2 separate regions of the Homo sapiens genome follow, and region 2 is linked to region 1. Evidence: chromatin contacts called from ENCODE Hi-C or POLR2A ChIA-PET data. All regions are on one chromosome and are shown on one strand. Each heading gives the region's core, a stretch centred on a gene start or an enhancer-like site at or near the end of the contact. The rest is flanking DNA. Distances are from core to core; before and after follow the strand shown. Region 1 overlaps SIPA1L3 (signal induced proliferation associated 1 like 3). Region 2 overlaps SIPA1L3 (signal induced proliferation associated 1 like 3).

What was found. Hi-C counts contacts between places; a loop is a spot of excess contacts on that map. ChIA-PET counts read pairs that join two places held with the same protein, here RNA polymerase II (POLR2A).
Region 2: a loop to region 1 is called in a map of mammary epithelial cell, with 6 times the contacts of the local background. The contact joins two enhancer-like sites. A Hi-C loop is called at or near these places in 2 of 168 maps with a recorded cell type or tissue (Right ventricle myocardium inferior and mammary epithelial cell). POLR2A ChIA-PET finds 5 or more read pairs at or near these places in 2 of 52 experiments (H1 and RWPE1).

The regions. Positions count from the first base shown.
Region 1 is chr19:38,094,626-38,098,430 of GRCh38, reverse strand. The region is part of intron 4 of SIPA1L3 (signal induced proliferation associated 1 like 3); the gene reads right to left. Among named protein-coding and RNA genes, the nearest start is that of SNORD152, 67 kb to the left of the region's middle. Within about 2 kb of position 2,555, at least 5 of the 41 ENCODE cell types and tissues checked have a DNase peak (open chromatin) inside an H3K27ac peak, as active enhancers do.
Region 2 is chr19:38,171,686-38,175,490 of GRCh38, reverse strand. All of the region lies in intron 15 of SIPA1L3 (signal induced proliferation associated 1 like 3), which reads right to left. Among named protein-coding and RNA genes, the nearest start is that of SNORD152, 10 kb to the right of the region's middle. Within about 2 kb of position 2,135, at least 9 of the 41 ENCODE cell types and tissues checked have a DNase peak (open chromatin) inside an H3K27ac peak, as active enhancers do.

The sequences.
Region 1 (3,805 bases), core at 1,306-3,805:
AGAGCGAGACTGTCTCAAAAAAAAAAAAAAAAAAAAAATGAAAGCCCCTTTCCACCTGCCCACTTCTTTGTGTGATGGGCAGTGGTATGAGAATGAAATGTTTGGAGCTGTGGCAGCCAGATTGCAATCATGAGGAAAGAGACAACAAAAAGTCACAGAAGTTAATCCTTGCAGCTGCCTACGTCCAGACTTATTAGATGATTAAAGTAACCTCCCTTTGTTTTAGCTACTGGTAGTCAGGTTTTCTATCGCTTTGCAGCCAAATAAATGTCTAACTTATATACCTTAATAACAAGTCACATTTATGAAGGTGCAGTTCACTGCACTGTGCTCCAGGTACTATAGTAATAACTGTATGTATAGGTCTATTCAAGGGAGGTTTTATCTCTGATTTACAGAGAAGCAAATTGAAGTTCCAAGAGGTTACGTGCCTTATCCAAGGTCACCACAGCTGACAAAATGGCAACCAAGATTCCAACCCAGTCCTGACTTCTCCGAAGCTCGTGGTTTGTTTTGAGATATATATATTTGGTATGTGTATGGTGAGGTATATCCAAATATATAAAGTATACAGGCCAGACACAGTGGCTCACACCTGTAATCCCAGCACTTTGAGAGGCCGAGGTGGGCAGATCACCTGAGGTCAGGAGTTTGAGACCAGCTTGACCAACATGGGTGAAACCCTGTCTCTACTAAAAATACAAAAATTAGCCGGGCGTGGTGGCGCATGCCTGTAATCCCAGCTACTTGGGAGGCTGAGGCAGAAGAATCGCTTGAACCCAGGAGGAGGAGGTTGCAATGAGCTGAGATCGTGCCATTGCACTCCAGCCTGGGCAACAAGAGTGAAACTCCGTCTAAAAAAAAAGTACATAACACATAGATGTGAGGCCAAAGAAAGTATCAGAAAGCAAATACCTGGGTAATCACTATCCAAATCAAGAAATGTATTTCCAGCACCCACAGCCCATTTGTACCCCTTTTTCCTCAAAATTAACTCTATCCTGACTTTCAACACCATCATTTATATCTGTCTATTTTTGAACTTCAGGCAGTTTGTATTTTTTTATTCTTTTTTTCTTTTGAAGACAGGGTCTAACTCTGTTGCCCAGGCTGGAATGGAGTGGCACAATCATGGTTCACTGCAGCCTCGACCTCCTGGGCGCAAGAGATCCCCTGCCTCAGCCTCCTGAGCAGCTGGGACTATAGGCATGTGCCACCATGCCTGGCTAATTTTGTATATTTTTTGTAGAGACAGAGTCCCACTATGTTGCCCAGGCTGGTCTGCAACTCCTAGGCTCAAGTGATCCTCCTGCCTCGGCCTCCTGAAGTGCCAGGATTACAGGTGTGAGCCACTGCGCCCAGCCAGGCAGTTTGTATTCTTTTGTTATCTAGCTTCTTTCTCTGAATGCTACATATATGAGCTGCAGCTATGCTGTTGCGAGAGGCTGACGTTTTACTCCTTTTCACTGTTGATGAGCACCAGAACTGCTTCCAGTATTTGCCAACTGTGAATAGTGCTGTTATGAACCCTCACAGAAGCACCTCAGTGCACACGAACACCTTTTCTTTTGGGTTTATGCCTAGGATAGAAATTGCTAAATCACCAGGCATGCTAATCTTCAATTTTACTGAACTGCCAAACAGTTTTCCAAGTGGTTGTACCAATTTACACCCCACCAGCCCTGTCTGAGAGCCCCTGCTGCTCCACATCCTCACTAATACCAGCTCATGCTTGTAGCCACAGCATGCTGCTGGCCACCAGGTTATGCCATGCACTGGACCAGCACCACACCAAGAACGCACAAAGAAAAATCCCTCTCCAGGGGGCTTGTTACAAGCACCCAAAGTACACTTGGGGCTGTGGTTTAAAGACTAAGGAGGAGGCCAGGTGCGGTGGCTCACACCTCTAATCCCAGCACTTTGAGAGGTCGAGGTGGGCGGATCACTTTAGGTCAGGAGTTCGAGACCAGCCTGGCCAACGTGGTGAAACCCTGTCTCTACTAAAATAGAAAAATTAGCCAGGCATGATGGCTCATGCCTCTAATCCCAGTTACTCAGGAGGCTGAGGCAGGAGAATCACTTGAACCCAGGAGGCGGAGGTTGCAGTGAGCCAAGATTGTGCCACTGCACTCCAGCCTAGGCGACAGAGTGAGACTCCATCTCAACAACAACAACAAAAAGACTAAGGAGGATAAGTATTAACTGCAAAAACATGCTTGCCTAAGTCGACAAACACAGGAGGTGGCAAAAATAACATGTCATGACTTCGCCTCTAAGCACACAACCCACCCTCACCAAAGAGCACCTGGGCGAGAGGCATGTGTGGAAGGAATAGAATGATCCCACTTCTGGCCCCGGTAATTAACAAACAAACAAATCTCTCTTATCACAAGCACGGTAGTGTCAAAACCAATCATGAAAAGCAATGATGTTGGGGGCTTTGCCCTGTCAATCTGGGTGGCCCTGGGGTTGTGGGTTTCAGTTAAGACCAACAGGATCAGTGTCTTTATATCCTACTGACACTGTCCCACAGTGCCCTCTGCTGGGAACGAGGGACAGCACGGACCAGAAATCTTCCTTCTTCCTCCCTGGAGACGGGTGACTTACAGTCACATTTTGGCTCTGACCACCTCATCGGCGCGCACTACTTGAAAAACTCCTTCAGCACTGGCGACAGTAAGTGGGACACTGGCAGGTCATGAGTGGCCACCTCACTCTCCACCTGGTCACCCCCACCATCACCTCCCACCTGGACAGCAGCCTCCTCCAGGTCTCCCTGCCCCTGCCCTGTCCCCAGTCCATTCTTTCTACAGCTGCCTGAGTCAGATCACAGCCTTCCTCTGCTCAGAGCCTGAAAACATCTGGCATCAGCTAGTCGAGGGCAACAAATCAAGTGAGCTGTGAAAGGCACACAGTACCATGCAAACAAGGAGGTTCCAGCTGGTACAGGTTATCCCCACTCACTCCTGACTCAGACGTACTCCCCGCTTGACTCTGTGCTGGGCGGCAGGTGTACCCTTCAAGAACATTTCCTAGGAGGTTACTTAGGAGGTGGTCTGCCTGGGTTTGAATTCTAGCTCTAGCTCCTCCCTAGCTGTGTGACTCTGGGCAAGTCGCTTAATTTCCCTATTTCCTCATTGATAAAATGGGGATAAAAATGCCTGCCTCAAGGCAATGAAAGGATTCAAAAAGATCCGTGCATAATGCTTAGTGCTGTATCTTGGGTACAGAGTGAGAGCTCAATGTGTGTTAACCATTATTATCTGTAGATGTGTGTTAAATGTTTATGTACAAAGCCACATGCATAGTTAATAGTTTTAAAAATATTATTTCTTTTTTATTTATTTTGTTTTTGGAGACAGAGTTTCGCTCTTGTCGCCCAGGCTGGAATGCAATGGTGTGATTTTGGCTCACTGCAACCTCTGCCTCCTGGGTTCAAGTGATTCTCCTGCCTCAGCCTCCTGGGATTACAGGTAGCTGGGATTACAGGTGTGTGCCACCATGCCCAGCTAATTTTTGTATTTTTAGTAGAGATGGAGTTTTGCCATGTTGACCAGGCTGGTCTCGAACCCCTGACCTCAGGTGATCCACCTGCGTAGGCCTCCAAAAGTGCTGGGATTACAGGCGTGAGCTACCACGCCTGGCAATTAATTTATTTTTAATAGAGATGGGGTCTCGCTACGTTGTCCAGGTTGGTCTCAAATTCCTGGGCTCAAGCAATCTTCCCGCCTCAGCTTCCCAAAGTGCTGGGATTACAGGTGTGAGCCACTGCACCTAGCTGAGTTTTAAATTTTTTAACCTTAAG
Region 2 (3,805 bases), core at 886-3,385, 77 kb before region 1:
CATTTTGTTGGAGTCAAAGGATTTATGCTTCCAAAAAAAGCTGAAAAACCAGAGGCTGGGTAGAGAAATCATACCAGCTGCATAAGTGTGTGCAATGCTTTTGGTCTGTTCAGCCTGGGGACTCTGAAGGGGACCAATGGGTGGTCCTGGGTGGGTGACAGGCTCTCAGGGAGCGAGCTGTGGTCCCTGCCTCCAGGAGGAGCAGTGGCACAGTAGGTGGCAGTGACAGTGCTGACCACTCTGAGCCTGTGGAAGCTGCCTGGCCTTGTTCTAAGCATCTTATAGGCGTCACCTCACTTAGCCGCCGTAGCAACCCCGAGACAGGAACTACCACCACCTCCATGTTCCAGGTGGGGGAAACTGAGGCCCAGGGAGATGAAATAACTTGCCCGAAATGATGTAGCTAGTGGGGGATAAGAGCCAGGATGTAGACATAGGTAGTCTGGTTTGAGAGACGATATTTTAACCACCATTCTGTACTCCCAGTGACAACAACTGTTAACGATAAATATCAATACATAATACATGAGAATAAAACACAGCAGCAGCTGATACACTTGAGCCCAGCTATGTCTCCAGTCCTGTGATAAGTGCTTTAAACTCATGGTCTCAGTTCGCCCTCACAACTTTAGATGGAGGATCCTTTTTTTTTTTTTTGAGAAAGAGTCTAGTTCTGTCACCCAGGCTGGAGTCCAGTGGTGCCATCTCAGCTCACTGCAATCAAGTGATTCTCTCGCCTCAGCCTCTCGAGTCTCTGGGACTACTGGCACCCGCCACCACACCTGGCTAATTTTTGTATTTTTAGTAGAGGCGGGGTTTCATCATGTTGGCCAGGCTGGTCTCAAACTCCTGACCTCAGGTGATCCGCCCGCCTCGGCCTCCCAAAGTGCTGGGATGAGAGGCGAGCCACCGTGTCTGGTTGACAGATCCTATTACCCCCATTTTACAGATGAGGACATTGAGCCTCAGAGCACCTAAGGGGCCTGAGAGAGATCACGCAGTTGGGGTAAGAGGTGGAGCTGTGATGTAGACATAGGCAGTCAGAGGAAGAGCCCTGAAGTCACACTGCTCACCCACATACCCCGAGGGCCCCCAGCCACTTGGCCTTCACCCTGGACCAATCTTGCTTTCTCTCCCTGACGTGTGTCATGGGCTGGAGAACCAATTCATCCCTGCATGCGGCTGGAATTGTGCTCCAGTGTAGGAGCCGTAAGCAGCCACATTGCCCCTGTGGCCTGTGGGGCAGAAGCGACGGGTCTTCAGGAAGCAGACACAGAGAGGGTCTAGGCAAGAGATTCAACAGAGATACCAATCAAGCCACTGCTCGCTACCTCCACCAACCACTGCCACCTGTATTGTCAGAGCGGCCTCCTCCTGGCTCCCTCTTCCTCCTGCATCCTTCCCCAGCCTCAGCACACAGCCAGAGAGATCCTGGGAACATGTGAATCAGATCAGGACTCTCTCAGGGTTCCACCTCACTCTGGGTAAGACCCAGAGCCCTCCCGACAGGGCCCCCCATCTGCCCCCCTCTCTTCTCTGCCCCCAGCTCCTCCACACTCCCTCTCCTTCACTCTGCTCCAGCCATGCGGAAGCTGTTCCTCAAACACATCAGAAACACTGCTACCTTGGGACCTTTGCACTGCTCCCCGCCCTGCAGATCTCTGCCTGGCTTCCGCACTCCCTTGAGTTCCAGGAGACGGCCTCGCTTCCTCTTCCCAAGCTGTGACTCTCCGAGGAGGTCTCTGTCTCAGGTGACCCCAGCCTCCCAACACTCACAGGCAGGGTGGGCCCCGGTGGATCTTCAGGCCCTCAGATTACCTTTCAGGGCTGTGTCCCCAGAAGGGCATCCCAGGGACTCCTGGCGCAGCCTGGGGAAGCAAGGCCACGTGCTTCCTGCCTGCCTGGGAACGCCCGGCTGCGTCAGCTCCATGTGGAGCCGAGAGCCTATGACTGCTCCTAACAGCTCTGACAAATTGCTCTGGAAGCCCAGAAAGCTCTGGAGTGCGTGCTGCCTCAGGAGAGGGCGAGGGCCAGGTGGCTGCCCGCCCAGGATCACTCAGCCCACTGCGGTGCCCATGGCAGGCACTGGCGCCTGGCAGCATGCCTGGCAGCTGGGCTCCCATGACGAATGTCTGGAGGGAGCATCTGTGAGGTCATCGATGGGCACAAGCTGCTACAGGCTGCACCTGCTTCCACGGCAAGGGCCGCAGCCCGGGGAAGGGAGGGTAGGGGGCTCCCCGCTTGGGCGTGTCAGGACCCATCCCTCTCCTGGCAGCCTTTGAATGCTGACCACCATCCTCCCCCTGCCCAAGATAGTCCGTCCTCTCCAGAGTAGCCCACAGTGATCTTTTCTATTTTTTCATTTTTACATTTTATTATTATCATTTTTTGAGATAAGGTCTTACTTTGTCACCCAGGCTGAGTGCAGTGATGTGATCTCGGCTCACTGCAGCCTCCACTTCCCGGGGTCAAGCAATCCTCCAACCTCAGCCTCCCAAGTAGCTGGGACAACATGCGTGTGCCACCACACCCAGCTAATTTTTTGTAGACATGGGGTTTTGCCATGTTGCTCAGGCTGGTCTTGAACTCCTGGGCTCAAGTGATCCACCTGCCTTAGCCTCCCAAAGTGCTGGGATTACAGGTGTGAGCCACTACGTCCAGCCCACAGTAATCTTTTTAAAAACATTAAGTCAGATGATGTGCTCAAATGCCTCCCATGGCTCCCATGTCCCTTGGAACCAAATCCCAGCATCTGACTTTGGTCAATATGCCCGCTAGAACCAGGCTCCTGCCACCTCACTATGCTGACCTCCTGCCACTCTCCCCCCATCCCACCTGCTTCAGCCCCTCTGGCCACCTGACCATTTCTGGAGCATTGAGAGTAAGTTCACCCTCAGGGTCTAGTCATCTACTGTTTCCACTGCCTGGATCTCACCCTGGCTTCCTACAACGCATCACCTCCTGAGAAGCCTTCCCAGAGACCCGCTGTTTTTGCCTTTCCTCCCCAGCACTTATCACCTCCTGGCACACTCCACGGTGGTTCGGCTGTCTGTCTGTCTTGTCCTGTCTCCAGGAGAATGACAGCTCCATAAGGGAAGGATGCTGCGACACCTGGCACAGAGTAGGGGCTGCAAAGGTCAGTGACTGGAAGAATCAGTCCCCGCTGGCTGCCCCACTCTGCCTCCTCTTCTCACAAGCACCTCAGGTGCTCCCAGGCCACGGCAGCCTCCAGACACGTGGCAGCCACCCTGGACTCTCACATGGCTTGCTGGCTCTGCCCTGGGCCTGCATCTCCCTCCCAGCTTACTTCCTGGCAATGCCGCCTGCTGCCACATCCACAGTTGCTTTGTCCTCCAGCTCAGGCCCACGTCCTCCCATGCAGATCCAAGCCTCAGCCCCCTCAGAGACTTTGCCTCCTGTCTCGCTGCCAGCACCATATTTTGGAACACAAATCCACCCGCATTACCCTGGCTGCTCTTAAGATGAGATCCAAACTCCATAATGGAGCTGGTAGGGCCCTGAATGTTCTGGCCACTGCTGATTTCCCCAACCTCCCATTGGCTGCCCTACCTGCCTACCTACCTACCTACCTCCAGGGCCTTGCTCTGTCACCCAGGATGGAGTGATTGATTGATCAACAGGGTGTCAATCAGTTACCCAGGATGGAGTGCAGTGGTGCAATCACAGCACACTGCTGTCTCGAACTTCCAGGCTCAAGTGATCCTCTCACCTCAGCCTCTTGAGTAGCTGGGACTGCAGGAGCCTACTGCCATACCCAGCTAATTTAAAAAAATTTTTGGCCAGG